2 separate regions of the Homo sapiens genome follow, and region 1 is linked to region 2. Evidence: chromatin loops called from intact Hi-C (ENCODE). Cell type or tissue: heart left ventricle. All regions are shown on one strand. Links, peaks and the distances in the headings refer to the core of each region. The heading gives the core; the rest is flanking DNA. Region 1 holds the start of LOC105374359 (a long non-coding RNA gene). Region 2 overlaps OTOP1 (otopetrin 1).

Region 1 (15,945 bases), core at 2,584-10,583, 200 kb after region 2:
CAGCCTCCCAAACTGCTGGGATTATAGGCATGAGCCACCATGCCTGGACATCAGCATCTGTATTTTTTGAAGCACAGATGAGTTTGGGAACTACCGCCCTAGACTGAGCTCGGTTTCCTAGCCCTGTCTGACCGTAGGATTCGGCTGGGCTGCTTCTGAAAACAGAGCTCCCCAGGCTTCTTCCCAGGTAATTCTGATTCATTAGGTCTGGGTTGGGCCCCGGAATGTGCGTTTTTTATGAGATCCCTCTGGATGAATCAGGCTAAAGCCAGTTTGGGATCTGAGACCTTGGAGATCATTCCCCAGCCTCCCTCCTAACCCAGTTCCCAGCTTGGCCCACCTCACCCAGGCTGTGTCACCTCTGACTTCGTAGATTACACCTGAGAGGGAAGCCCCAGCCATCACAATGTGAGAATATTTTACAATGACCAGGATATGCCAAATACATTTTAAAACTCATTCAGGATTAGCGTTCACCTTAAACTTGACAGACTCTGAGAACGGGCTGGCCACGTGCTGTGCACAACCCTTAGTGCTCTTCTGTGACTAATATTTGGATAATTGATAGTTGGAAGCTCAGGAAGCCTCTCTCTCTCTCCGAGGGGTCGAAGTTAACTTCCTTATTTCTGAGGTAGGGAAGAAAATGAGGATGTTCTGCCTTTTGCCAGACTGAATACTGTCCTCCAAAAATTCACATTCACCAGGAATCCCAGAATGTGGCCTTATTAGAAAATAGGGGCAAGACATGGTGGCTCATGCTTGTAGTCTTAACACTTTGGGAGGCTGAGGCAGGAGGATCACTTGAGGTCAGGAGTTCAAGACCAGCCTGGCTAGCATGGCAAAACCCTGTCTCTACTAAAAACACAAACATTAGCTAGGCATGGTGGCATGCACCTGTAATCCCAGCTACTTTGGAGGCTGAGGCTGAAGAATCACTTGAACCCAGGAGGCAGAGTTGCAGCGAGCTGAGATTGTGTCACTGAACTCCAGCCTGGGCAACAGAGCAAGGCTCCATCTCAAAAAAAAAGAAAAGAAAATAGGGTCACTGCAGATCTAATTACAAAGAGGTCATATTGGAATAGCGTGGACCTTAAATCCAGTAATAATGGCATCCTCATGGAAAGATAAGAAGAGACAGAGACACACAGGGGAGAAGGCCACGTGAGAATGAAGGAAGAGAATGGAATGATGTGGCCACAAGCCAAGGATTGCCAGCAACCACCAGAAGCCAGAAGAGGCAAGGAAGGATTCATCCCTAGAGCCTTCAGAGGGAGCACGGCCCTGCCCGTTTCAGACACCAAGCTTCTGGAACTGGAGAGAATGACTTTCTGTTGTCCTGAGCCACCCATTTGGGGAACTTTGTTAGAACAGTCACAGCCAGCTCATGTGCTCCTGAATGCATCTCAGGCATTAATAAGCACTGTCTTGGCCAGTCAGGGTGGCTCACCCCTGTAATCCCAGCACTTTGGGAGGCAGAGGTGGGTAGATCACCTGAGGTCAGGAGTTCGAGACCAACCTGACCAACATGGAGAAACCCCATCTCTACTAAAAATACAAAAATTAGATGGGCGTGGTGTTGTGCACCTGTAATCCCAGCTACTTGGGAGGCTGAGGCAAGAGAATCACTTGAACCCTGGAGGCAGAAGTTGCAGTGAGCCGAGATTGCGCCATTGCACTCCAGCCTGGGCAACAAGAGCGAAACTCTGTCTCAAAAAAAAATAATAAGTACTGTCTTGACTGTGGTCATCAAAAATATTTGATGAAGGGTTAGCTAGAAAGCCTGACCCTTTCACAGATGGACGGAAGGGCCAAAAGAAAATAGATTGTTTGCAGTGGGGCAAGAAGGATAAGAATCCTATGGAAAGAAAAACAGAGGGATTTGTTTAGTGAGCGCTGGGGAGAGACATTTGTTTTCTTGCTTAAAAAAGAAACACAGGTGGGGTGCGGTGGCTCAAGCCTTAATCCCAGCACTCTCGGAGGCCAAGGTGGGTGGATCACCTAAGGTCAGGGGTTTGAGACCAGCCTGGCCAACAACATGAAACCCCATCTCTACTAAAAAGACAAAAACAAAAGAAAGAAAGAAATTAGCCAGACATGGTGGTGAGCGCCTGTAATCCCAGCTACTCGTGTGGCTGAGGCAGAGAACCACTTGAACCTGGGAGGCAGAGGTTGCAGTAAGCCAAGATGGCATCGTTGCACTCCAGCCTAGGAAACAAGAGTGAAACTCTGTCTCAAACAAAAAAAAGAAAGAAAGAAAGAAAAAAAAAACATAGTTTTAAGTCCACTCAGTGGAGTTTAAAAATACATTCTCGTTGCACAGTGCTTTTGGAATCTTTTCTAAACTTCTGTTGCACATGATCTAATTTGATCTTCATAGCAACTCCCTGAGGTGGATAGGGCAGGCCTTTCTGAACACCAATTTTCTACTTTGCATTAAAAGAACGGAATTGGCTGGGACCAGTGGCTCATGCCTATAATCCCAGCACTTTGTGATACAGAAGGGAAGTGCTCGGAAGGGAAGAATGTGGTCCCTTTAAATGATATGGAAGTGAGGAAGGGAAGTACTGGGTAGAGGAGGGTGTGGTCCCTGGCTAGGGCTTCACCACAGGGCCTGTGCCCATGGACCTAGGTGAGGACAGGGATTTTTGTTTTCCCGCCCAAATGTTGCATTTCCCAAGACCACCCTGGCTGCCACACCCCCATTCTGTGCCTATAAAAACCCTGAGACCCTAGCAGGCAGACACACAGGCAGCTGGACTTCGAGAGGAGCACATCAGCGGAGGAACACAAGGGCGCTGGACATCAAGAGGAACGCACCAATGGGCACCGGCACACCGCAGGCCACTGACTGCAGAACAACGCAGTTTGGCTGGGACAGTCAGAGAAGAGTCAGGCCACTCGCCCGAATCCAGGGGTAAACCACCTCCCTTCTGGCTCCCCCATCTGCTGAGAGATACTTCCACTCAATAAAACCTTGCGCTCTCACGCCTGTAATTCCAGCACTTTGGGAGGCCGAGGCGGGCAGATCACGAGGTCAGGAGATCCAGACCATCCTGGCTAACACAGTGAAACCCCATCTCTACTAAAAATACAAAAAAATTAGCCGGGCGTGGTGGTGGGTGCCTGGAGTCCCAGCTACTCGGGAGGCTGAGGCAGGAGAATGGCATGAACCCGGAAGGCGGAGCTTGCAGTGAGCTGAGATTGCACCACTTTCGGTACACCAAGGCAAGAACCCCAGGACAAAGAGAGCCCTCTGTCCTTGCAATAAGGCGGAGGTCTAATTGAGCCGACTAACACAAGCTACCTACAGATGGCTAAACTAAAAGAACACCCTGTAACACACGCCCACTGGTGCTTCAACTATAAACATTCACCCCTGGACACTGCCATGGGGCTCGCTGCCTGTCTGCATGCTCCCCTAGAGGTTTGAGCAATGGGGCACTGAAGACCCCATCTCTACAAAAAAAAAATAAGTAAACAAAAAAAAACCATTAAAAATTAGCCAGCTGTGGTGGCACACACCTGTAGTCTCAGCTACTCAGGAGGCTGATGCGGAAGGATTGCTTGAGCCCAGGAGGTTGAGGCTGCAGTGAGCCAAGATTGAACCACTGCACTCCAGCCTGGGCGACAGAATGACACCCTGTTTCGACAACAACAAAAAGAATGGAACAAAATCACTTCTCAAATAGCTAGCAGAGGCAGATCTGGTTCTCAAATGCAGGTTTTCCAGGTTTCAATTCTTGTTTCTAGCAGTATTACGGAGAAACATGATCACTAATACATAAAGGAGAGGAGGATTCAAGTTCTGATGAAAAGATGGTAAAGAGAGGAGTTAGTTGACTAGGAGTGACTAGGAATGGGAAGAAAACGCATGACACTACTTACAGGAAAGAAAAGTAAGCATAGAGGTGACTGAGCGGACAGAAAGGACTTGGGAGAAGCGTGTTTGTCCCCGTCTCTGCATTTTTTACCTTGCTTTAGTAACTTCCCTGATGACTTGGATGAATCTTCTCTTCCAGGGCACCTAGTGTTCCCTTTCTGTCCACTTCTCCTTTCCCAGGGCCCATACAGTCTGGGAAAGCATGCTCTGCAGGCTTCTCATATCTTTCCTTCCTTAATCAGCCCCTAGCGTCTCTACATAACCCATATACACCTGGAGTTCCACATGTCCCAGTCTTTGCACTGCAATGAATTCAAAGAAAGGTAGGCTCTAGCTGGGTGCAGGGGCTCACACCTGTAATCCCAGCACTTTGGGAGGCTGAGGCAGGCGGATCACTTGAGCCCAGGAGTTCAAGACCAGGCCTGGCCAACATGGTGAAACCCCATCTCAACTAAAAATACAAAAATTAGCTGGGCTTGGTGGTACATGCCCAGTAGTCCCAGCTTCTGGGGAGGCTGAGGCAGAAGAATTGCTTGAACCCAGGAGTCAGAGGTTGCAGTGAGCTGAGATCGTGCCACCGCACTCCAGCAGCCTGGGCAACAGAGCAAGGCCCAGTCTCAAAAAAACACAAAGACAAAACTAAACCAAAAAAAAAAAAAAAGGGCACACACAAACACACACACAAAAACAAAGGTAGACTCCAATAGGAAAAATTCACTCAAAAGCAATTCAAATAATTATTCAGTCAACCCAGTTCTATCTCAGTTCTTTATTATATATATAAACTTATTCTGTCCAGATTCCCTAGTTTTCTTTTTCTTATCTTTTTTGTTTTCTTTTGAGACAGGGCGTCACTCTGTCACCCAGGCTGGAGAATAGAGGCACGATCATGGCTCACTGCAGCCTCAACCTCCTGGGCTGAAGTAGTTCTCCCACCTCAGCCTCCCAAGTAACTGGGACTACAGGTGCATGCCACCATGCTCAGCAACTTTTTGTATTTTTTGTAGAAACGGGGTCTCACTATGTGGGCCAGGCTGGTCTTGAACTCCTGGACTCAAGAAGTCCACCTGCCTCAGCCTCCCAAAGTGCCAAGATTACAAGCATGAGCCACTGCATCTGGCTGATTCCTTGGTTTTCTTTTTCTCTTTGCCCATTGCCTGGATTCCATAAGCAGAAGGAAAACCCAGGGGCTGACTTTGTAGGCAAGACTCTTTCCTCTTCAAAACATAAATTGGTTCAAGTGGTAACAAAACTGAAACATGTTTATAACTTAACATCTTTTCTTCCTAGCCCTTCAATCTCCTGAGCAATGAGAAAAGTTACTGGGTTCTTTATTTGTGTAGGGAAAAGAGAGATCAGACTGTCACAGTGTCTATGTAGAAAGGGAAGACATAAGAGACTCCATTTTGAAAAGGACCTGTACTTTAAACAATTGCTTTGCTTAGATGTTGTTAATTTGTTGCTTTGCCCCAGCCACTTTGACCCAACCTGGAGCTCACAAAAACATGTGTTGTATGAAATCAAGGTTTAAGGGATCTAGGGCTGTGCAGGACATGCCTTGTTAACAAAATGTTTACAAGCAGTATACTTGGTAAAAGTCATCGCCATTCTCTAGTCTCAACAAACCAGGGGCACAATACACTGTGGAAAGCCGCAGCGACCTCTGCCCTTGAGAGCAAGGTATTGTCCAAGGTTTCTCCCCATGTGATAGTCTGAAATATGGCCTCATGGGATGAGAAAGACCTGACTGTCCCCCAGCCCGATACCCGTAAAGGGTCTGTGCTGAGGTGGATTAGTAAAAGAGGAAAGCCTCTTGCAGTTGAGATGGAGGAAGGCCACTGTCTCCTGCTTGCCCCTGGGAACTGAATGTCTCAGTGTAAAACCCGATTGTACATTTGTTCAACTCTGAGATAGGAGAAAAGCTGCCCTGTGGCAGGAGGTGAGACATGTTTGCAGCAATGCTGCCTTGTTATTCTTTACACCACTGAGATGTTTGAGTGGAGAGACACATAAATCTGGCCTACGTGCACGTTCAGGCATAGTACCTTCCCTTGAACTTATTTATGATATAGATTCTTTTGCTCACATGTTTTTTGTTGACCTCCTTATTATCACCCTGCTCTCCTACTACATTTATTTTTGCTGAAATAATGAAAATCATAATCAATAAAAACTGAGGGAACTCAGAGGCCGGTGCCTGTGCAGGTCCTTGGTGTGCTGAGTGCCGGTCCCCTGGGCCCACTGTTGTTTCTCTATACTTCGTGTCTTATTTATTTTCTCCGTCTCTCATCCCACCCGACTAGAAATACCCACAGGTGTGGAGGGGCAGGCCATCCCTTCATCTGGTGCCCAATGTGGGGCCCTTCTCTAGGGTGAAGGTACCTTAAGAACGTGAGCATTGAGGACAGCCAACGAGAGATTCCCGAGTACATCCACAGTCAGCCTTGAGGTTAGCTTGTGCGCTCGGAGGAATCCAGGGTAACAATGGGGCAAACTGAAAGTAAATATGCTTCTTATCTCAGCTTCATTAAAATTCTCTTAAGAAGAGGGGGAGTTAAAGTTTCTACAGAAAATCTAGTTACGCTATTTCAAGCAATAGAACAATTCTGCCCATGGTTTCCAGAACAGGGAATTTTAGATTTAAAAGATTGGGAAAAATTGGCAAAGAACTAAAACAAGCAACTAGGGAAGGTAAGATCATCCCACTTACAGCATGGAATGATTGGGCCATTATTAAAGCAACTTTAGAACCATTTCAAATAGAAGAAGACAGCGTTTCAGTCTTTGATGCCCCTGAAAGCTGTGTAATAGATTGTGAAGAAGAGGCAGGAACAGACTTTAAGAAAGGAATGGAAAGTTCACATTGTAAAACTGCAGTAGAGCCTGTAATGGTTCGGTCAATGCAAAATGTTGACTATAATCAATTACAGGAGGTAATATATCCTGAATCATCAAAATTGGGGGAAGGAGGTCCAGAATTATTTGGGCCATCAGAGTTTAGACCACGATGGCCACCAACCCCTTCTCCCGCGGTTCAGATGCCTGTGATGTCACAATCTCAAATGCCAATCCAGGCACAGTATCCGCAATACCAGCCAGTAGAAAATAAACCCAACCATCGGTAGTTTATCAACACCAGCCGCCAGCCGTATTTCAGTATCCGCCGTCTCCAGAGGTTCAGTATGGATCTCAGGCAGTGCGTCCTGTGCCAAATAGCAAGGCACTATATCAACAACCCACGGCGATGGCGTTTGATCTTACAGTACCACCTAGTGGACAAGATAGTGCACTGCATGAGACCATTGCTACAGCCAGAAAACAGGGAGATCTTGAGGCATGGCAATATCCGGGAATGTTACAAACAATGCCGGCCGGGAAAGGGAGTCAAGCAGGAGCGTCTGTCTGAACTGAGACCAGATATGAATCTTTCACCACAAAAATGTTAAAAGATATGAAGGAAGGAGTTAAACAATATGGACCTAACTCTCCTTATATGAGAACATTATTAGATTCCATTGCTCATGGAAATAGACTTATTCCTTATAATTGGGAAATTTTGGCTAAATCTTCCCTTTCACCCTCTCAGTATCTACAGTTTAAAACCTGGTGGATTGATGGGGTACAACAACAGGTATGAAAAAATCAGGCTACTAATCCTGTTGCTTATATAGATGCAGACCAATTACTAGGAACAGGTCCAAATTGGGGCACTACTAACCAACAATCAGTAATGCAAAATGAGGCTACTGAACAACTAAGGGCTATTTGCCTCAGGGCCTGGGAAAAGATTCAGGACCCAGGAACCTCCTGCTCTGCTTTTAGTTCAATCAGACAAGGCTCTAAAGATCCATATCCAGACTTTGTGGCAAGGTTGCAAGATGCAGCTCAAAAATCCATTGCAGATAATAACGCCCGAAAAGTTACTGTGGAAATAATAGCTTATCAAAATGCAAATCCAGAGTGTCAATCAGCCATAAAGCCATTAAGAGGAAAGGTTTCAGCAGGAGTTGATGTAATTACAGAATATGTGAAGGCTTGTGATGGGATTGGAGGAGCTATGCGTAAGGCAATGTTATTGGCTCAAGCAATTACAGGGGTTGCTTTAGGAGGACAAGTTAAAACATTTGGGGAAAAATGTTATAATTGTGGTCAAATCGGACATCTAAAAAAGAATTGCCCAGGCTTAAATACACAGAGCAAAAAAAAAAAAAGAGCCACCTGGCCTGTGTCCAAGATGTGGAAAAGGAAAATATTGGGCTAAGGAATGTCGTTCTAAATTTGATAAAAATGGACAGCCATTGTTGGGAAATGGGAAGAGGGGCCAGCCCCAGGCCCCGCAACAAAGTGGGGCATTCCCGATTCAGTCATTTGTTCCTCAGGGTTTTCAGGGACAACAACCCCCACAGTAATACCACCATTTCAGGAAATCAGCCAATTACAACAATACAACAATTATCCCCTGCCACAGCAGGCAGCACTGCAGTAGATTTATGTTCTACTCAAATGATTTCTTTACTCCCTGGAGAGCCCCCGCAAAAGACTCCTACAGGGGTATATGGCCCGCTGCCAGAAGGGATGTTAGGCCTTATTTTAGGAAGATCTAGTCTAAATTTGAAAGGAGTTCAAATTCATACTGGGGTAATTGACTCAGATTATAAAGGGGAAATTCAGTTAGTGATCAGCTCTACTGTTCCCTGGAGTGCCAATCCAGGTGATAGAATTGCTCAATTACTGCTCTTGCCTTATATTAAAATTGGGGATAGCAAAACAGAAAGAACAGGAGGGTTTGGAAGTACCAACCCTGCTGGAAAAGCTGTTTATTGGGCTAGTCAGCTCTCAGAGAATAGACCTGTGTGTACAGTTACTATTCAGGGAAAACAGTTTGAAGGATTAGTGGATACTGGGGCTGATGTTTCTCTCATTGCCTTAAATCAATGGCCAAAAAATCGGCCTAAACAAAAGCCTGTTACAGGAATTGTTGTTGTGGGCACTGCCTCAGAAGTGTATCAAAGTGCCAGGATTTCACATCGTCTAGGACCTGATAATCAAGAGAGTACAGTTCAGCCTATGATTACTTCTATTCCAATTAATTTACGGGGCCAAGACTTATTAGAACAGTGGCATGCAGAGATTACTATTCCAGTCTCTCTATACAGCTCCACGAGTCAAAAAATCACGACTAAAATGGGATATCTCCCTGGCAATGGACTAGGGAAAAATGGAGAAGGCATTAAAGTTCCAATTGAGGCTAAGGGAAATCCAGAAAGAAAAGGACTAGGGTATCCTTTTTAAGGGTGGCCACTGTAGAGCCTCCAAAACCCATTCCATCAACTTGGAAAAGAGAAAAGCCTATATGGGTAAATCAGTGGCCACTACCAAAACAAAAGCTGGAGGCCTTACACTTATTGGCAAAAGAACAATTAGAAAAGGGACATATTGGGCCTTCATTTTCGCCTTGGAATTCTCCTGTGTTTGTAATTCAGAAAAAATCAGGCAGATGACGCATGCTAACTGATTTGAGAGCTGCTAATGCAGTAATTCAACCCATGGGGCCTCTCCAACTTGGGCTGACCTCTCCAGCCATGATCCCCAAATATTGGCCTTTAATTATAATTGATCTGAAGGATTGCTTTTTTACCATTCCTCTGGCAAAACAGGATTTTGAAAAATTTGCTTTTACTATACCAGCCATAAATATTAAAGAACCAGCCACCAGCTTTCATTGGAAAGTGTTGCCTCAGGGAATGCTTAATAGTCCAACTATTTGTCAGACTTTTGTAGCTCAAGTTCTTCAACTAGTTAGAGACAAGTTTTTAGACTGTTATATCATTCATTATGTTGATGATATTTTGTGTGCTGCAGAAATAAGAGACAAATTAATTGACTGTTACACATTTCTGCAGACAGAGGTTGCAAACGCAGGCCTGACAATAGCATCTGATAAGATTCAGACCTCCACTCCTTTTCATTATTTGGGAATGCAGGTAGAGGAGAGAAAAATTAAACCACAAAAAGTAGAAGTAAGAAAAGACACATTAAGAACATTAAATGACTTTCAAAAATTGCTAGGAGATATTAATTGGATTTGGCCAACTCTAGGCATCCGTACTTACGCCATGTCAACTTTGTTCTCTATCTTGAGAGGGTATCCAGACTTAAATAGTAAAAGAACATTAACTCCAGGGGCAACTAAAGAAATTGAATTAGTTGCAGAAAAAATTCAGTCAGCACAAGTAAATAGATCACTTAGCCCCACTCCAACTTTTAATTTTTGCTACTGCACATTCTCCAACAGGCATTATTGTTCACAATACATATCTAGTGGAGTGGTCATTCCTTCCTCACAGTACAGTTAAGACTTTTACATTGTACTTAGATCAAATGGGTACATTAATTGGTCAGGCAAGACTACGAATAGTAAAATTGTGTGGAAAAGACCCAGATAAAATCATTGTTCCTTTAAATAAGGAACAGGTTAGACAAGCCTTTATCAATTCTGGTGCATGGAAGATTAGTATTGCTGATTTTGTGGGAATTATTGATAATCATTACCCAAAAGCAAAAATCTTCCAGTTTTTGAAATTGACTACTTGGATTTTACCTAAAATTACCAGACAAAAACCTCCAGAAAATGCTCTGACGGTGTTTACTGATGGTTCCAGCAATGGAAAAGCGGCTTACACTGGGCCAAAAGAACGAGTCACTGAAACTCAATATCACTCAGCTCAAAGAGCAGAATTGGTTGCTGTCATTTCAGTGTTACAAGAATTTAATCAGCCTATTAACATTGTTTCAGATTCTGCATATGTAGTACAGGCTACAAAGGATGTTGAGACAGCCCTAATCAAATATAGTGTGGATGATCAGTTAAATCAGCTGTTTAAATTGTTACAACAAACTGTAAGAAAAAGAAGTTTCCCATTTTATATGGCTCATATCCGAGCACATACTAATTTACCAGGGCCTTTAACTAAGGCAAATGAACAAGCTGACTTGCTAGTATCATCTGCCTTCATGGAAGCACAAGAACTTCATGCCCTGACTCATGTAAATGCAACAGGATTAAAAAACAAATTTGATATCACATGGAAACAAGCAAAAAATATTGTACAACATTGTGCTCAGTGTCAAGTCTTACACCTGCCCACTCAAGAGGCAGGAGTTAATCCTAGAGGTTTATGTCCTGATGCATTATGGCAAATGGACGTCACACATGTACCTTCATTTGGAAAACTGTCATTTGTCCATGTGACAGTTGATACTTATTCACATTTCATATGGGCAACCTGCCAGACAGGAGAAAGTACTTCCCATGTTAAAAGACATTTATTATCTTGTTTTGCAGTCATGGCAGTTCCAGAAAAAATTAAAACAGATAATAGGCCAGGATACTGTAGTAAAGCATTTCAAAAATTCTTAAATCAGTGGAAAATTACACATACAACAGGAATCCTTTATAATTCCCAAGGACAGGCCATAATTGAAAGAACTAATAGAACACTCAAAGCTCAATTGGTTAAACAAAAAAAGGAAAAAGACAGTAAGGAGTATAACACTCCCCAGATGCAACTTAATCTAGCATTCTATATTTTAAATGTTTTAAATATATATAGAAATCAGACCACTACTTCTGCAGAATAACATTTTACTGGTAAAAAGAACAGCCCACATGAGGGAAAACTGATTTGGTGGAAAGACAACAAAAACAAAACTTGGGAAATAGATAAGGTGATGACATGGGGGAGAGGTTTTGTTTGTGTTTCACCAGGAGAAAATCAGCTTCCTGTTTGGGTACCCACTAGACATTTGAAGTTCTACAATGAACCCATCAGAGATGCAAGGGAAGGCACCTCCGCAGAGACAGAGAACCCGCAATCGAACATCATCGACTCGCAGGGTGAACAAAATGGTGATATCAGAAGAACAGATGAAGTTGCCATCCACCAAGAAAGCGGGGCCACCGACCTGGGCCCAGCTAAAGAAGCTGACACAGTTAGCTGAAAAAAGCCTGGAAAACACAAGGGTAACACAAACTCCAGAGAATATGCTGCTTGCAGCTTTAATGATTGTATCAACGGTGGTAAGTCTCCCTATGTCTGCAGGAGCCGCTAGAGCTAACTATACTTACTGGGCCTATGTGCCTTTCCCACCCTTAATTCGGGCAGTCACTTGGATAGATAATCCTATTGAAGTATATGTTAATAACAGTGCATGGGTACCAGGCCTCACAGATGACCGTGGCCCTGCCCAACCTGAAGAAGAAGGAATGATGATAAACATTTCCATTGGGTATCATTATCCTCCTATTTGCCTGGGAAAAGCACCAGGATGCTTAATGCCTACAATCCAAAATTGGTTGTTAGAAGAACCTACTGTCAGTGCCACCAGTAAATTTACTTACCATATGATAAGTGGAATGTCACTCCGATCACAAATGAATAATTCACAGAATTCTTCCTATCAAAGATCATTAAAATTTAGGCCTAAATGGAAACCATGCCAGATGAAATTCCAGAAGAATCAAGAGACCCAGAAGTCTTAGTTTGGGAATAATGTGTGGCTGATACTGCTGTGGTACTACAAAACAATAAATTCAGAATTATTATAGACTGGGCCCCTCGAGGCCAATTATATTATGACTGTATGGGCCAGACCCACTCATGTTCACAGGCTCCATCTGTCTGGCCCACTAATCTGGCCTACGATAGTGATTTAACTAAAAGGCTAGACCAGGTTTATAGAAGGCTAGAAACACCCTATCCATGGAAATGGGGTGAAAAGGGGATTCCATCACCCCGACCAAAGTTAGTCAGTCCTGTTGTTGGTCCTGAACACCCAGAATTATGGAAGCTCACTGTGGCCACGTACCACATTAGAATTTGGTCTGGAAATCAAGTTATGGGAACAAGAAATCATAAGCCATATTATACTATTAACCTAAATTCCAATCTGACAATTCCTTTGCAAAGTTGTGTAAAAGCCCCTTATATGCTAGTTGTAGGAAACATAGCTATTAAACCAGATTCCCAAACTATAATCTGTGAAAATTGTAGATTGTTTACTTGTATTGATTCAACTTTTGATTGACAGCATGGTATTCTGTTAGTAAGGGCAAGAGAAGGCGTGTGGATCCCTGTGTCCATGGATCGACCGTGGGAGGCTTCTCCATCCGTACATATCTTAACAGAATTAGTAAAAGGAGTTCTAACTAGATCTAAAAGATTCATTTTTACTCTGATTGCAGTGATTATGGGTCTTATTGCAGTCACAGCTACTGCTGCGGCTGCTGGAATTGCTTTACACTCCTCTGTTCAAACTGCAGAATATGTGAATAATGGGCAAAAGAATTCCTCAAAATTGTGGAATTCTCAGACTCAAATAGATCAAAAATTGGCAAATCAAATTAATGATCTTAGACAAACTGTTATTTGGATGAGAGATAGGCTCATGAGCTTGGAATATCTTTTTCAGTTACAGTGTGACTGGAATACGTTAGATTTTTGTATTAGACCTCGAGCCTATAATGAATCTGAACATCACTGGGACATGGGTAGACGCCATCTACAAGGAAGAGAAGATAATCTTACCTTAGATATTTCTAAACTGAAAGAACAAATTTTTGAAACATCAAAAGCCCAGTTAAATCTGGTGCCAGAAACTGAGGCAATGGTAAAAGCTGTTGATAGCCTCACAAATCTTAACCCTATCACTTGGGTTAAAACCATTGGAAATTCCACTATTGCAAATTTTGTACTAATTCTTGTATGTCTGTCCTCTCTATTGTTAGTCTACAGAGGTATATCCAGCAGCTCCGGAGAGACAGCGACTAGCGAGAATTGGCCATGATGACGATGGAGGTTTTGTCAAAAAGAAAAGGGGGAAATGCAGGGAAAAGAAAGAGAGATCAGACTGTCACAGTGTCTATGTAGAAAGGGAAGACATAAGAGTCTCCATTTTGAAAAAGACCTGTACTTTAAACAATTGCTTTGCTTAGATGTTGCTAATTTGTAGCCTTGCCCCAGCCACTTTGCTCCAGCCACTTTGCCCCAGCCACTTTGACCCAACTTGAAGCTCACAAAAAAATGTGTTGTATAAAATCAAGGGTTAAGGGATCTAGGGCTGTGCAGGACATGCCTTGTTAACAAAATGTTTACAAGCAGTATACTTGGTAAAAGTCATCGCCATTCTCTAGTCTCAACAAACCAAGGGCACAATGTACTGTGGAAAGCCACAGGGACCTCTGCCCTTGAGAGCAGGGTATTGTCCAAGGTTTCTCCCCATGTGATAGTCTGAAATATGGCCTCATGGGATGAGAAAGACCTGACTGTTCCCCAGCCCGATACCCGTAAAGGGTCTGTGCTGAGGTGGATTAGTAAAAGAGGAAAGCCTCTTGCAGTTGAGATGGAGGAAGGCCACTGTCTCCTGCTTGCCCCTGGGAACTGAATGTCTCGCTGTAAAGCCCAATTGTACATTTGTTCAACTCTGAGATAGGAGAAAAGCTGCCCTGTGGTGGGAGGCGAGACATGTTTGCAGTAATGCTGCCTTGTTATTCTTTACTCCACTGAGATGTTTGGGTGGAGAGAAGCATAAATCTGGCCTACATGCACATTCAGGCATAGTACCTTCCCTTGAACTTAATTATGATATAGATTCTTTTGCTCACATATTTCTTGTTGATCTTCTCCTTATTATCACCCTGCTCTCCTACTACATTTCTTTTTGCTGAAATAATGAAAATCATAATCAATAAAAACTGAGGGAACTCAGAGGCCGGTGCCAGTGCACGTCCTTGGTGTGCTGAGTGCCTGTCCCCTGGACCCACTGTTGTTTCTCTATACTTTGACTCTGTGTCTTATTTCTTTTCTCTGTCTCTCATCCCACCCGACTAGAAATACCCACAGGGGTGGAGGGGCAGGCCACCCCTTCAATTTGGTGACACGTAGCCTGTGCCCTCAAAGAACACTGACACCCCAGTAACATCCATTCGAAGAGTTTCTCCGTACCTCCCCTCCTTTATCCCCAAGGTCACTGGGTCAGAGCTCACAGAGTCATTCACAACATGATGTTTAACACCGAGACGCTCTGGAATTACTCCTTCAAGACGACTCAGAAGAAGACCCAGTGCTGAGACAATCGTGTTCTCTCTCTCTCTCTGGATCACCGCCCAGAGACAAGGACTGCCAGAGACCCTGGCTTCCACAGCTGCTGCCTCTCATTCCTGCACCTGTGGGACGAGAGTTCGAAGCTGTGTGACCTTGACCAAGTTACTTACCTTCTCTAAGCATATGTTTCCCTAAATGTGAAATAGGGATGATGGTGATGTGTTTATTTCACAGATTTGATAGAAGGATTAAATGAGAGATGCATCAAAAACAGTAGGCACAGGGTCAATGCTCAGTGAGCTTTCTGTTTTCTTATCAATAGACAGGTCTCCATGAGGACAGAGACTGGCTTCATCTCGACTGTAGCGTCAGGGTTGGCCACAGTGTCTGCACTCAGCAGGACTTCAGTAAATATCTGTTTATACACTAACCACAGACTTAGGCATAAAAGCCCTTTGGAAAAAAGTTGACCATTTCATGCACCTTCAGACTATGAAGAGCAATGATGACAACTTTAGCTCGAGAGGCTCTCAGTGCCCATTCATCACCGCTGTGAAAAGGCAGAAACCAGAGCTGTATGTTTAACTCCCAGGCCCAAAACCTGTTGGCCTTGCTTTATCACTATGAGCTTCCAATGCCATCCCTTTAGAATGGGACCTCTCTCTTCTTCCCCAAGGCACCAGCCTTCACCTCAGACCTCTCCTTATTAGCTGGTTCCTCCTGTCTGTACTCTGAGCCCACGCTGTGCTCGTCAGATAGCAACATGGGAGAATACAGCAGCCCAGAATGCAGGCTGCAGAGTTAGATCCCCAGAACAGGATCTCAGCCGGCTCCATCCTTCCTCAGCTGGGCGACCGTGGCCATTGACTTCCTCTCTGTGCCTCAGTTGCTCCATCTGTGAAATGAAGATTGTCATAGTCCCTGCTTCAAAGAGTCACTGGGAGGATTAACTGAGAAAATGCA
Region 2 (15,945 bases), core at 5,049-13,048:
ATGAAATGTAAATCTGGTGGCCGAGTAGAGCCCTAGTGCGAGCTGGGAGACCAGGCAGGGGGCCACCGCCATGGTCCAGGTGAGAAAGTCTGGATGGACAGGTGGAGAGAGAGAGCCACAGGTGGGCTGAAGATACTGCTTTGGAGGCACAGAGTGGAGATGCGCTGATGGACTGGATGGGAGGGGGCATGGTTATGAGAGTAGGAGGGAGATAAGGATGACACCTGGAGCCTCGATGGACCACCTGGGAGGACGACGTAGCTGAGCAGATAGAGAAATGGGGAAGGTGGGTTGAGTTTGAGGTGTGTTTTAGACACTCAAGTTGCCACCGGAAACTATGAGCCTGGGGTTCTTGGATGTGGTCCAGGCTGGAGATTGAGACTGGGAAGTCATAGGCCTATAGCTGGCATTTACAACCAGGGACTGGGAGAGAGCCCCAGGGCTCATGTGTAGAGAGAATAGAAAGGGACCCAGGAAAGATCCCTGGACGCTGGCCAACATTAAGAGGCACAGCAAAGGATGAAATGGCAAAGGAGACTGGGAGGGACCCGCCAAACAGGTAGGAGAGCCCCTAAGGGTCACAGCAGCCAGTAAGCAAAGTAAAAGAGAGGGGTCTTGGTTCCAGGGTCCCCGTGGTGGATACCAAATGCACAGATGCTCAAGTCCTCTATATAAAATGGGGTAATATTTGCATGTAACCTACCCATCCTCCCATACACTTTAAGACATCTCTAGATTACTTAGAATACCTAATACAATTTAAATGCTATGTAAATAGTTGTTATACTGTATTGTTTAGAGAATAATGACAAGAAGAAAGTTTGTACATATTCACTACAGACACAACCAACCATTTTATTTTTTGAATTTATTTATTTTTATTTTTTGAGACAGAGCCTCACTGTTTGCCCAGGCTGGAGTGCAGTGGCATGATCTTGGCTTACTGCAAGCTTCGCCTCCCGGGTTCAAGGGATTCTCCTGCCTCAGCCCCCTGAGTAGCTGGGATTACAGGCACATGCCGCCATACCTGGCTAATTTTTTGTATTTTTAGTAGAGATGGGGTTTCACCATGTTGGCCAGGCTGGTCTTGAACTCCTGACCTCAGGTGATCCACCTGCCTTGGCCTCCCAAAGTTCTGGGATTATAGGTGTGAGCCACTGTGCCCAGCCTACTTTTTGAATACTTTTGATCTGTGCTTGGTTCAATCCACAGCCGCAGGTCCCTGGATACAGAGGTCGGCTGTATATACCAGGGAGTGTTCTGTATGGGATACTAATGAAGGCTATGTGTCTCAGTTACTTATTGCTATGGAAGAGACCACCCCAATACTCAGCAACTTAAAACAAAGTACATTTATGATTTCATAGTTTCTCTGACTTATGAATCCAACTACAGTTTTAGCTGAGAGTCTCTGCACAGGGCCATTCCCAGGCTGAAACTGTTGGCTGGGGCTGCATTCATTTCAAGGCTTGACTTTGCGAGAGGTGGCAGAGGATTTGTTTCCAAATCTACTCATGTGACTGTTGGCAGGATTCAGCTGTGGCTTGTTGGACTGAGGGTCTGAGTTCCTTGCTGGCTGTTGACGGGAGTACTCCCTGGGCCCCTTGCCGCATAGGGTGCTTCACAGCATGGCAGCTCTGCCACCTGTCTTACAGGAGAAGATGAGCAAGAGGGATAGCAGGTCCTTTTGCAACCTAATTTCAGAAGTGACTTCCTGTGTCTTTTGCCAAATTTTGTGAGTTGGAAGTGAGTCGTTAGGTGCATCCCACACTCAAGGGGTGGGGACTCCACAAGGGGGTGACTGCAGGAGCTGGGGATCAGTGAGGGTCATCCTAGAGGCTGCCTGCCACAGCCAGGGAGTGGAGGAAGCTGAAGAAGGCTACAGCCGGAAGCGGGAGTGAGGAGCCTGACAACTCAAGAGGTGGCACAGGGGGAGAGAACTGGGACACAAAAGAGTCTGAGAAGCAGGGAACAGTGTGTAGGTTCCGTGAACAACACAAACAAAAGTCATTGCTTTCAGTTTTGCAAACTTAATTCTCATCTAAGCCCTCTCAGACACGTGTTAGAATTCCCATCTTTCAAATGAGGAAACCGAGGCTGGGCGAGGGCTGTAGGGATGGAAAGAGTTGGATGGGTTCAGAAAGTGCTCATTCAGGATGGATTGCAGGGAAGGGTGGTTGAGGAAGTGAGCAGGATCATGGCAGACATGGATTTGGTGGTTTCTGTGGAGATGGGAAATGCCATGAGGTCTCCTTATTGTTCTGTCAGGGGTGACTCAGTCCCTGTGCATTAGGTTCAGCTCCCATGAGGCCTGGGACTTGAGTGGGGCCTCCGTGGTGGCTTGGAAGCTGCTCCCCACCACATGCCATTTTCTCTTCTCTTGCAGCTTTGGATACCTCCCGCCTTTGGCTGTCGACCTGAGTATGACAATGGATTGGAGGAGATTGTCTTTGGCTTTGAACCCTGGATAATTGTGGTCAACCTGGCCATGCCTTTTTCTATTTTCTATCGAATGCACGCAGCTGCCTCCCTCTTTGAGGTCTATTGTAAGATATAGTCTGGGTCCACAAGAGACCTAGGAGTGAGCTAACAAGAGTTCATTGGAGCCAACTAGGAGTGGCCAGGTTGGGCAAATATTGCCTGACAAATATGAGAAGGGCCACCTTTTGTCTGCAAAGATTGTGCTTCCTGTGGGCTGGAACTGCCCATCACCCCTGATGAATGTAAACAAGTTAGATCAAAATCCATGAGGTGGCTGGAATCTGTCCTTGGTTAGTTAAATGCTAATCAAGCCCAAATTATTTTATTTCCTTCTAAATGATTTAGAAGAATGTGATTCTGGCTTGGGAAAAAATCTATCCAGTTTGTTTTTCATAAAAAGCATTTTCTTTGTGTCATTTATCATGTGACTCCATACAACCTTTTCCTGACCACCTGCATAGTAATTTACACTTTAAAAATTTATCCTTCTCAAAGCCTATGAATTTAGACACAATCACAATGAGTTTATATTGTTTCTGAATAGGTTTAATTTCTTGAAGTTATTTTTATCATCTGGATAGAAATTTGTGTACAGACCAATATAAAAACATATTTCTTACCTGAAATGTTGACACATTTTTGTGATCATTTTCAAGTATTTTTAAAAGGAAATTTCACTATTCTCTCTTTCACTGTAAACACTTACATGTTTATTGTAAAAAATTTGGATATTTCAGAAAAGTAGAGAGAAAAAGTCACCTATGATGCCATTGTTCAATTAACAATTACTTTTAATATCTTGGTGTATTTCTTCCAACCATGTTGATGAGATTCTTTTTATTGTCATTATTATACCTTTGAATGATGATGTAACATATTTGATTTTGTATTCAGTTATTTTCCCACTTAACAATATGGCATAAACCTTGCCCCCATATTGTTATAAATTCTTTATAAATATCATTTTAATGCTGTATGATAGTCTATCAAGTGAATGTACCTTAATTAACATAGTTTCCTATGGTTGGTTTTACAGTGTTTATAACTTTTTGCTTTTATAAGTAACTCTGAAAAATCAACCATATTTGTGAAGCATTTCCTATATTTAGAATTGCTTCTTTAAGATATGAAATTACAATTAGGATGCCTAGCCCAAAGATTAAGATTATAAATATTTCAAAGGTGCCTAAGGAATATTGACATTTGGGAGGACTTTGTATAGTTTTTCCATAGCTATTTTAAAATAATAATAAAATTAATTTTCTTACTGTAAGTATTAAAGTGAATATGTTTTCATTTGAGTGTATTTTTTTCAGACAGTGCAGGCAATGGGACAGTAATAAATACAAAGTTTTTTTTAATATGACTAAAGTACACTTATTTTAGAAAAAACTAAAAAATAGGCATATATACTAAAAAACAAAGGAAAACATCATCTATACATGTCCCATCTAGAGAATCGGTTCTCCACCTGGGGACCTTGTTCCTTGAGGGGACATTTAGCAATATCTGAGGACATTTTTTAATATTTATTTTTTATTAAAATTAAAATAAATCTAAATTATGCATAATATTTGTACATACTTACAGGGTACATGTGATATTTTGATATAAACATATAATAAGTAATAATCAAATCAGGGTGACTGAGATATTCATACCCTAAAGTATATATCTTTTTTTGTGTTAGGAACAACGTAATTTCACTATGTTTGTTACTCTAAAATATACAATAAATTATTGTTAACTATAGTTGCGCTTTCGTGCTACCAAACACATTTTTGATTGTTACACTACTGCACCCATGGATACGGCTAACACCCTACAACATACAGGACAGCCCCACCACAAAGAGTCTTTGGGCTGATTGTCAATGGTGCTGAGGTAATCTAGAGGTAACTGCTGTTAAGTATTAGTACATGCACACAGGCTGGGCGTGGTGGCTCACACCTGTAATCCCAATACTTTGGGAGGCTGACGCGGAAGGATCGCTTGAGGCCAAGAGTTTAAGACCAGCCAGGGAACACAAACATAGTGAGACCCTGTCTGTACAAAAAACAAAACAAAACAAAACAAAAAACCCATTTGCGGTGGAGTATGCCTGTAGTCCCAGCTACTCATGAGGCTGAGTGGAGAGGATCACTTGAGCCCAGGAGTTTGAGATTGGGTAGTGAGCCAAGATCGTGCCACTGCATTCTAGCTTGGGTGACACAGCAGGACCCTGTCTCTAAAAAATAAAAATTAAAAAAAATTATATATATATATTTATTTTTATTTTTTTGAGACGGACTTTCACTCTTGTTGCCCAGGCTGGAGTGCAATGGCATGACCTTGGTTCACTGTAACCACCGCCTCCTGGGTTCAAGCGACTCTCCTGCCTCAGCCTCCGAAGTAACTGGGATTACAGATGCCTACCACCACGCCCAGCTAATTTTTGTATTTTTAGTACAGACAGGGTTTTACCATGTTGGCCAGGCTGGCCTCGAACTCCTGACCTCAGGTGATCCACCCACCTTGGCCTCCCAAAGTGCTGGGATTACAGACGTGAGCCACTGCAACCAGCTGATAATTTTTTTTTTTTTCAAAAGTATGCATACACCCACACCCACATGAAGGGGGTGGTTTTTATATATACTGCGTTTGTATGTAACTTGCTTTTTTCCTCTTGATACACCAGAGTGCTTCTTCCCTGTTTTGGGTCCCAGGCATCGACGCTCTGGCTTTAGTGTGCCTGAGACTCATCTGGGGAACTTGGTAGGATTCCTGCCCTCCAATATGGAAGTTCAGATTCAGTCTGGAGGGGGGCCCGGAAGTCTGCACTTTCATGAGTATCTCAGGGGATGCCAATTCCCTTTGAGAAGCATCTCCTTGGGAGTCCATGGACCACAAGCTAGGACTCCTGAGCAAGTTTCCTTGACATTGTATATCCATGTGCAGTATGATTTTGGGTGGCTTTAAAGTACACTCCATGGAAGGATGTACCATTCCTTATTTTTTCAAACCGTGATGTTGGACATTTAGAGATATTTAGGTGGTTCCTTTTTTTTGGTGCTACTGTAAACAATGCTATGGTGATCATCTTTGTAATTGAGTCTTTGAGGTCAGTGACAAACTGTCCTCTGGAGTGATTTACGCTGACTCAGCAGTGACTGAGTGGGAATACCGGTTTCCTCATTTTGGTTGGCATTACCTTTACCCCCATTCTAAGCACATTAGAACAGCCCTGAGGCCTCAGCTTTGGGTTTTGGGCTCTGCCAAGGAGAAGAAAAGGAGCCATCATTATGCTGGGAATGATGGATCCAGGTTGTGGGGATGCTATTGTGGACACATGGCAGCATCAGAGCTTGGAAAAGCCTGCATGGCTGGCTGCGCTCAGCGTTTCCAAGAAAGGATCTAAAGATGGATGAAGCATCTCTTATCCTCAACAGGCAGCCTCAGGGATGGCTATTTCAGCCAGGTGCTTTTTACCTCTAAGTAATTAAGCATCCTGATTCAACCAGCCTAGGTGGCAAGGAAAATTTACTATCTTAATGCCAAGGCAATTTGCCAAAGAGGAACCAGAATGTGCAATACACAAGTGTTAAGGTCTCAGGGATTAATACACGGAATACAAATTGAAATAATAATGAGTTACTACTTCCCATTCATTAGACTGGCAAGAGTTGGCAAGAAGTGAAAGAAAGACCCATATATACTGCTAGTGGGAGCGTAAATGAATAAAATCAGATTGGACAGCAATTGGCAATATTGACTAAGGCTGGAGGTACACATTCCTTATGAGCTAAGAATTCTGTTCCTTGGCATGTGCTCCAGAGACAGCCTCACACCTGTGTTCAGGAATGTGCACTCAGCATCACTTGTAATTAGGAAAATGGAAAACAGCCTAAATGCCTGTCAATTAGGAGTGCAGATAGGCACACCAGGGACTATTTCCATGATGGACTATTTCACAAAAGGAAAAAATGAACACAAGAGAATTCAGGTATCAACATGGATAGTCCCCCAAAACAATGTTGAATGAAACATTAAGTAGCGCAGGCATATAATTGGTATGATACCATTAATATGATGTCTAGGAACAAGCAAAACAATCCCTGATATTGCTGGGGGATATGTCCATATGCAGTAAGATTACAAACACACCTGAAGAAAGAATGCACGCCAAGTTCAGCGTAGTGAGAAGGGGAGGGGCTTGGAACCAGCAACTGATTTCATGCTGTGTCTGAAATACTTTTTCTTAAGCAAAGAGGTATTCATTATGTTTTCTCTGCACTCTTAAAACGTACTCTTTAAATATACTTTTAATGTATTTTAAAGAAACTTTAAATGAGATATTTCATAATACAAGTATTTGAGAGCAAGAAAAAAAGAAAGTCCATACAAGGAAGATGAACTTAGACACAGCTACCCAAGCAGGTAAATTTCCAGCATTCATCCATCATTGTTGAGAGATGGGTGTCAAAGCCAGTGGTGTTCTGTTCTCCTTGGCAGGTAAATCCCCAAGGTGGGGTAGCTCAATGCAATTAGCTGGTAAGATCACCGGACTCACTCTTCCACGGACGCCTCTGTGCACATTAGGAAACCTGACATTGGTTTGCCTTCCAATGTCGCTATTTGCTGTGGGGACAATGCCCCGGGCACACATATTATCAGGACAACCTGCAATGGACTGGATGTTTGTTTCCCCCTTAAATTCATATATTGAAGCTTAATGGCAATGTGGTGGTATTTGGAGGTGGGGTCTTTGGGAGGTAATGAGGTCATGATGGTAGGACCCTTGTGAATGGGATTAGCACCTGTAAGAGGGGGCCAGAGAGCTTGTGCACTTCTTTTCTGTCATATGAGGATGCAATGAGAAGACAGCTGTCTGTGACCCGGAAGAGGGCCCTCACCAGAACCCGACCATGCCAGCACTGGCACCCTGATCTTGGGCTTCCAGCCTCCAGACCTGTGAGAAATAAATGCCTGTTGTTGATTAGCCACTCAGCTTGTGCTGTTTTATTGTAGCAGCTTGCACTGAGTAAGTTATTCCCTTACCTGCTGTAACCGTATACAGGAGGGGCCTGTGCATTTGGTAGCTTGGGTTCTTCCCTGAGCCTGTGAAACTCAGATTTGAACTCATTTATTTTGGGTGCCATGACTCTTGTCGAGGCAGGGTGGAAGGGCACGGGCACGGAGCCAGATATCCAGGGTGACAACAGGCTCCCATGGTGCCTGAGTGTGCATTAAAAAAGCACCCCTTCCACAAGACTGTCGAACCAAACCCACCAGCATCTTCCTACCTGCCCATGCGCGGGAGGCAAATTAGACCTGTTTGTCTCCCCACCACAAATGTCGGCCAAAAGTTCCAACTGGAAAATGCTTGCTATTACCTTCCAGTTGCACGACCCTCTCAGCTAACGAAGCCCTTCTCGCATCCATCTCCCTCCACGCCTGCCTGTGAAGTCCCAGCTCACAGATGACCTGGTTAGGTAAGCACTGTTATTTTGTTTGAACAGAGGGAACCTTTGGATCACATGTACATAGCTAGTCAGTGGCAGCATTTGGTTCCTCATGCCGGTTTTAAAAACTCCATTGCCTTTTCTTTTCATTAGTCATATCATCTTATGAAGAAAGTCAACTCAGTAAAAATATCCTTCAAACAATAGCTCAGGGATATGCGTACAGAACAATCTAGTCAGCTGACAGAATATCTGGCTTTTCATCCAGTTATAAAATGCTGCACTTTGCTTAACATGGTGAAGAGTGAAAGCTGCTAACAGCTGGTTTCTTTCTCCAAAAATGTGAGCCCTGCTATGGGAGAGCGCAACCAGCAGGGGGCGCCAGCGCCTTTCCCTGAACTTCAGGGCAAGCTTGAGACCGGGGTACCTGGAGGGTGGGCAGTGGCCTCAAGGTACCAAACGAATGGGTGGGCGCAAGGTGTGCTGATTGGACTCCATTGGCTGCGCTGGGTTCCCGTAGCGTATGTGAGAGATACCTGTCACCACTTCCCGGCTAAGACCCAGCCAGTTCCAGCAAGGACGTTCCCTCCACCGGACCCACCAGGACCCACTCCCTGCAGGGCACTCTGGTCCCTCTCAAGAGGCTTTGGAGGAACTTGGGGGTTACAGGGTGTTCCCCTGATGGGAGAGTCCCTGGCATGCTGGGTGTGAGTGGGACTGAGTTGGGTGGGGGAGGCTGGGGAAGCTGGCTGGGAGGGCACTTGTGCTGGGTGTGATGGGGGAATGTAGGCGATGTTAGTTCCTCCTAAGAGTAGCCACCAAGAGGACTCTGGGGAGGGAGAGATGGGCACAGTGTTTTAACCCACAAATGGGAGGGTAATTCTGGCATGGTGGTTTCAGCAATGTTAGTAACACACGGACCACCATAACCATGATAGTGAAGCTACATGTCTGAAAAATGTAAATCAAATCAAGTCACCTGCTAAAAACGTTTCAGTATACAGAATTTTGCTGAAAGGTCAAGTTTCCAAGAGACTTTCAAAGATGTTAAGTGAGGACATACTGTACATCAAATTCATATCCTCTCCCGGAGTTCACGTGGAATTTCTTTATAAACTGCTTCTAGAGAGTCTGTTTAGGCAGGTTGTGTGTAGAGATCCGCGTCACCCGTCCTCAATCTTGGCTTTGAGTGAAATCACCTGCGGAGCTTACAAACGATGAGGCCTGGGTCTCGTTACATGAAATTCTGATTTCCTTGCACGTGTGTGAGTATGTGGGTTTTTTTTTTGTTTGTTTTTTGTTTTTAAGCACCAGAGGTGGTTCCAATGATGAAATTTTTAGAGGAATCAAGCTCCAATGAGTAAGAACAGAAGTTAATAGTAATATATCTTCAAATATGATTTTCAAATGCATTGTCCATCAACACTACACAAACGTTTATTATGCTGTTTTTTCTTACCGTTTAGCATTTCCTATTTTTTTCTTTTTCTTTTCTTTTTTCTTTTTGTGTGTGTTGAGGCAGAGTTTCACTCTTGTTGCCCAGGCTGGAGTGCAATGGCATGATCTCGGCTCACTGCAACCTCTGCCTCCCGTATTCAAGCGATTCTCCTGTGTCAGCCTTCCAAGTAGCTGGGATTACAGGCATGGGCTACCACGCCCGGCTAATTTTTTTTTTTTTTTTTGTATCTTTACTAGAGACAGTGTTTCTCCATATTGGTCAGGCTGGTCTTGAACTCCCGACCTCAGGTGATCTGCCCACTTCCACCTCCCAAAGTGGTGGGATTACAGGCGTGAGAGACCGCGCCCAGCCACCACTTAGCATTTTCATTTTACGTTTGTCGAAGTTATACATTTAGACACACATTGATTGCTGCTTTGTTTTACACTTGCATATACATAAAATGGGAAATAGAAAAGAATAAAATGGGCACAGTATCCCTGAAGTTTCACATTCCGGGACATTTTAAAAATATTTGCTTTTTAGAAATTGGTTTCAATTAAGAAACTGTGGTATACACACACAATGAAGTATTATTCAGCCTAAAAACGATTAAAATCCTCTCCACTGCAGACAAAATGGATGAGATTGCAGGTGTGTATTGTAAGTGAAACAAGCCAGGCACAGAATGACAAATATTTCATGTCCTCACTTATATGTAGGAACAAACAAGAAAATCTTGGCCAGGTGTGGTGGTTCAGGCCTGTAATCCCAGCACTTTGGGAGGCCGAGTCACACGGATCACTTGAGGCCAGGAGTTCAAGACCCACCTGGCCAACATGGTGAAACCCCGTCTCTCCTGAAAACACAAACAATTAACCCGGCGTGGTGACAGGTGCCTGTAGTCTCAGCTACTCAGAGGGCTGAGGCCCAAGAAGTGCTTGAACTCGGAAGGTGGAAGTTGCATTGAGCCCGGATTGTGCCTGTATACTCCCACCTGGGCAACAGAAAGAGACTCCATCACACACCTACACACAAAAGGAATCTCAAGAAGGCGGAAAGTATAAAGGTGGTTTTCCTTTATACTTGAAAAGGCTTTTCACTAGGAAGAAAACGGGTGGGATGGGGAAGGAAGAGAAGTGGATAATTGGGTCCCAAAATACAGAAAGATGGAATAAGTGAGTTCTAGTGTTTGATAGCACAGTATGAAAATTTTAGTTCACAAGAATTTCTTGCATATTTCCAGATGCTTTGGTAAGAAGCTTCCTAACTTTCTCATTATGCTGGTTTGTAAGCTATTCTCTTTCTGTTCTTGAAATCGTGCTGCTTTCTTTCTTTTTTTTTTTTTTTTTTGAGATGGAGTTTCACTCGTGTTGCCCAGGCTGGAGTGTAATGGTGCAATCTTGGCTCACCGCAACCTCTGCCTCCTGGGTTCAAGCGATTCTCCTGCCTGCACCTCCCGAGCAGCTGGGATTACAGGCATGCCCCAGCACGCCCAGCTAATGTTGTATTTCTAGTAGAGATGGGGGTTTCACCCTATTGGTCAGGCTGGTCTTGAACTCCTGACCTCAGGTGATCCACCCGCCTCGGCCTCCCAAAGTGCTGGGATTACAGGCATGAGCAACCGTGCCCGGCCCATGCTGTATCCTTATCTGTCATCTGTCGTTGTTTGCTTGTTTTGGAGCCCAGAAATAACTTCTCACCTATATGCTCAAATGACTTTTAACCTGAGTGCTAAGAAAGTTCATTGGTGGAAAAGCAGCCTTTTCAAGAAATGGTGTTGGAGAAACTTGATTTCCACATGCAGAAGAATGAAGGTGGACCCTATGTCACACCAGGTGCAAAAATTAACACAAACTGGATCAAAGACCTAATCCCAAGCGCTAAAAGTATACTATGCCTAAAAGAAAACATTGGTCACACTTTCATGACATCAGATTGGGCAATGCTTTCTGGGATCTGACACCAAAAGCATAGGCAACAAGAGAAAATTAGATTCCTTGGATTACATCTAAATGACAGGAACTTTTGTGCATCAAAAAACACTGTGAATTGATTGAAAAGATAACCCACGGATTAGGAAAAGTATTTGCAAATCATCTATCTGGAAAGAGGCTGATATCCATCCTATGTAAAGAACAGCTAGAGCTAAACAACAAGAAACCCAAAGCATCCCATTAACCATGGTCAGAAGACTCGAGTAGCCGTGTCCCTAAAGAAGATATAGCAATGGCCAATAAGCATCGAAAATGATGTTCAAAATCACTAATCATAGGGAAGCACAAATCAAACCAAGAATGTGATACCACAAGTTAGGAAGGATATGATAAACAAACAAGCATTGGTGAAACTAGAGGGAAGTAGGAATGCTCGAATATGACTGGAGGGAATGCAAAATCGTGAAGGAACAGGGAAAAGAGTATGGCGTGTACTGGAAAAAGTAGAAACAGAATTATCAGATGATCTCACAGATGCACTTGTGGGTACCTACCAAAAAGAATTAGAAGCCAGGAGTGGAAGAGATATCTGTACAGCCATATTCATAGCAGCATTATTCACGACAGCCAAAATGTGGAAGCAACCCAAGGGTTCGTGGACAGATGAATGAAAAAGCACACTGCAGTTCCTTCATACAGTGGAAGACTATTCGGCCTTCAAAAGGCAGGCACTTCTGGCCGGTGCGGTGGCTCACGCCTGGAATCCCAGCATCTTGGAAGACCGAGGTGGGTGGATCACCTGAGGTCAGGAATTCAAGACCAGCCTGGCCATCTTGGTGAAACCCTGTCTCTACTGAAAATGCACAAAATTAGACGAGTGTGGTGGCGTGTGCCTATAGTCCCTGCTACTCGGGAGGCTGAGGCACAAGAATCGCTTGAACCCGGGAGGCGGAGGTTGCAGTGAGCCCAGATTGTGCCACTGCACTCCAGCCTGTGCGACAGAGTGAGAATCCATGTAAGCACAAAACAAAACAAAATCAAACAAACAAACAAACAAAAAAACCCCCGAAAAACCAGACAGGCACTTCTGACACAGGCTGCAACACGGATGAACTTTGAAGACATTATCGTCAGTGAAATAAATAAATCCCAAAAGGATAAACACAGCCAGGCTCAGTGGCTTGCACCTGTAACCCCAGCACTTTGGGAGGCTGAGGCAGGCGGATCACTTAAGGTCAGGATTTCGCGACCAGCCTGGCCAATATGGGGAAAGCTCATCTCTATTAAAAATACAAAAATTAGCTAGGCGTGGTGGCACACGCCTGTAATCCCACCTACTCGGGAGACTGAGACACAAGAATCACCTGAACCCACAATGTGGAGGTTGCAGTGAGCCGAGACCAGGCCACTGCACTCCAGCCTGGGTGACAGAGAACGACTCTGTCTCCAAAACAACAGCAACAAAAAAAATTAAACACAGTATAATTCCACTTATATCAAGGGTCTAGAGTAGTTAAACTCATAGAGTTGCTAAATAGAATGGTGGCCCCCAGGGGTGGGCGAGAGAGAGGAACGGAGAGTTTGGTTAATGGGCGTAATTTCCATTTTGAAAGATAAAACTGTTCTGGAGATGACGGCAGCGATGGTTGCTAAACAATGTGAATGTACTTAATGTGATTAAACTGTAAACTGAGAAATAGTGGAAATTGTCAATGTTGATACTGGCCATTCTATATGAAATAAAATATATTTATAATTTTTAATATTTATACGTGGTATATTTTCCCATCATAAAAGCTGAAAATGAAAGCAGTTGGATCTTTAAAAAGAAAAGAAGGAAGCGAATAATCCACACAAACTTTCTCCTGATGAGAGGAAGAACCCCAAAGCTTCTATGGACACTCACTTTTCTCTTGTTCTTCATGCAATATTGAGGAAATCCTTAGAGTTTGGGGAACATGGGTGACTTTGGCTAATGAGGAGCTCTGTGCCTTGAGCCCCCCAGGCCATAGAATAGTAAATAGTCAGTCTGTGCCTCCAGCCCTGCAGTGTGAGATTCCAGTACTGTGGGCTCCACACCCATCACCTGTATCAGGAGGCTTCTGTCTCACCCTGTCTTCTTGCCAGCCTTGAGGATGGAGTCTGAGCCTCCAACGTGCACCCCGCAGGGAGGACAGTGGACCTGTTCTCCGTGGTCATGGCCCAGCCGAGGGGAAGGGCGGTTCAGTGAGTGCTGAGGGATGGTCGGGAGCCTTGTTTGGTTTCCTCCTCCTCAGGACAAACAGGAGAGTGTGGTGGGCAGATGGGAGGAGACCAATGTGCAAACTGTTAGCTCAGCAGAGTGTGGAGATTCTGTTCTTGGTTGTGGTGGGGGGTCTCTCTCAGAAATCTTCTTTAAAATTTTGCTTTCCTCTCCCACTGGTTGTCCTTTTCATAGACATCTCACCCATGATAGCAGGGAATGAGTCCCTCTAAACTGTTCCCTCAGAACAACAAAAAGATGATGAAGGTGATGATGAGGATAGAGGATCATGACAGACACCATGGCATCATGAACCCTTAACTGAGGGCTTCCTAAAGGACAGGCTCTGAGCTCTGTGCTCTATGCAGCTTGTTTCATTTCATCTGCGTAGTCTCCCAGTTATGAGTGCACATTTCATGATGATTTTACAGACAAGAAAAGGAGCAACGCATTTTCATAGAACTTGCACCAGATCTTGAAGTCAAAAAGGGTGAAGTCCAACTTGAACCAGGCAGTCTAAGGCCAGACACATGGCATTTGGCCAGTCCTCTCCCTGCATCCAACCTGCCCTCTCAAATCCTTGTCACTCAGGACGATGCCCCTGCTCACTGTGCCCTTCCCTTTGGGGGTTCCTTGGAGACCACAGCTAGACCAGTGGGTGCCACAATCACTGTGTCAAAGATTCCAGAAAGAATTGGCACAGGATCATTCGGGACGCATCTCTCCCTTGCCCCTGTTCCTGGCTTTCCTTACAGCTCTCGACTTCCTCAAAGGAGTCATCAATTCGGAGTTTGGCTTCCATTCCTATTGAGGAAGCTGGAAACCAGTTCAAAAATGCTCCTCTGATGTGCCTGTGGTTAAGACCTCTGAGCTCTGCTTAAAACATTTTGAAGCTGGGCGCGGTGGCTCACGCCTGTAATCCCAGCACTTTGGGAGGCTGAGGCAGGCGAATCACAAGGTCAGGTGTTCAAGACAAGCCTGGCCAACATGGTGAAACCCCGTCTCTACTAAAAACAGAAAAAAATGAGCTGGGTGTAGTGGCGAGCGCCTGTATTCTCAGCTACTGGGCAGGCTGAGGCAAGAGAATAGCTTGAACCTGGGATGCGGAGGTTGCAGTGAGCCGAGATCACTGCACTGCACTCCAGCCTGGACTCAGCACTCTCATCTGAGTTGATTTCTAGTTGATCCAATGGAAGCGAGCGATGATTAAACAGATCGTGGGTGCCCGCTGCGTGATCTCTATGTGATGGATGCATAAAGTCAAGGCAAAGTGAATTTTAGATACATTCGTTAATATTTTAAGCTTCAACTCCACACAATTCAACAGAAATATCCCCTGAGCCAAAGTTCTGGTTTCCCTGCATTCCAGACAGGACATTTTATTTTGTCCTTATCTCAGTAAGTACTGAGTATTGTGAGGAACAAGTGAGTCTCTTTTGTTTCTGATTCCCCAGAGCCGATATCTTGCTTGGCACATAGGAGATAGCAAAAGTAACAATCGATGTGAATTATTGAATTGACGCTTCCTTGGTTCACAAAAATTGGCTGTCATCCGTGTGACTTCGACTTACTTGATTCTTTTTGTTGTTTGTTTTTTGAGACGGAGTTTTGCTCTTGTTGCCCAGGCTGGAGTGCAGTGGTGTGATGTCGGCTCACTGTAGCCTCTGCCTCCCAGGTTCAAGCCATTCTCTTGCCTCAGCCTCCTGAGTAGCTGGGACTACAGGCGCATGCCACCATACCGGGTGACGTTTTGGTATTTTTAATAGAGGCAGGGTTTCACCATGTTGGCCAGGATGGTCTTGATCTCCTGACCACGTGATCTGCCCTCTTCCGCCTCCCAAAGTGCTGGGATCACAGGCGTGAGCCACGGCGTCCGGCCAAACTTTCTGATGAGAACTCCAAGTCCACCTAAGCTAAGGACAGGAGTTATAGCTTCCATGAATTTTAAAACAAGACCCACAGATTGGAGGAAGCAATTACTCTCTTGAAAGAGAAAAGTCAGAAAACGTAATGACGAAATCACTAGGACCTAACTGGCATGTGGAACTATTTTCTGCTGAGGAACTATCAACTTTCATTTCATTTCCAGATGGCATGGTCTCAGCTGTTATACAGTGTTTACAAATGTTCTACATCAAGGGAATTTGTATCAATCTTTTCGAATCAAATAAAATATTTGAGTTCTTAATTTCCTTTAATTAGGATAACCATTTTCTTAAAGTGAAGAGAACGGTTTCATTACATATTTTTCTTCGGAAAACATAGGCTGTATTTTCTAGCAATTACGAATTTGTTAGATATGATGATCTGGTTCTTGGAACATTCTTGAATCTAGTGTCTCTAAGGCAGGTGTGTACAGCAAGTGAATAGCACAGAAATCAATGAAGAAAGCATGAGAAGACAATT

Evidence for each region. A loop is a pair of places that touch in the nucleus more often than their neighbours do. Peaks named below come from ENCODE experiments on the same cell type or tissue, not always from the same donor. Only the 100,000 strongest peaks of a DNase experiment are listed, where the experiment ranks them.
Region 1: a loop joins it to region 2, with 14 times the contacts of the local background. A loop is called at or near these places in 4 of 110 quality-filtered maps.

The regions. Positions count from the first base shown.
Region 1 is chr4:3,976,186-3,992,130 of GRCh38, reverse strand. LOC105374359 (a long non-coding RNA gene) reads right to left here and starts at 3,559. Exons shown (of 3, transcript XR_925070.3): 1 at 3,523-3,559. In heart left ventricle, for the core only: CTCF peaks have their summits at 6,990 and 7,196 (motif pointing left); no DNase peak of the experiment used is centred there.
Region 2 is chr4:4,175,415-4,191,359 of GRCh38, reverse strand. It overlaps OTOP1 (otopetrin 1), which reads left to right. Exons shown (of 6, transcript NM_177998.3): 6 at 2,387-2,634. The coding sequence ends at 2,557. Among named protein-coding and RNA genes, the nearest start is that of OTOP1, 44 kb to the left of the region's middle. In heart left ventricle, for the core only: a CTCF peak has its summit at 8,310 (motif pointing right); no DNase peak of the experiment used is centred there; H3K27me3 peaks cover 1,772 bases.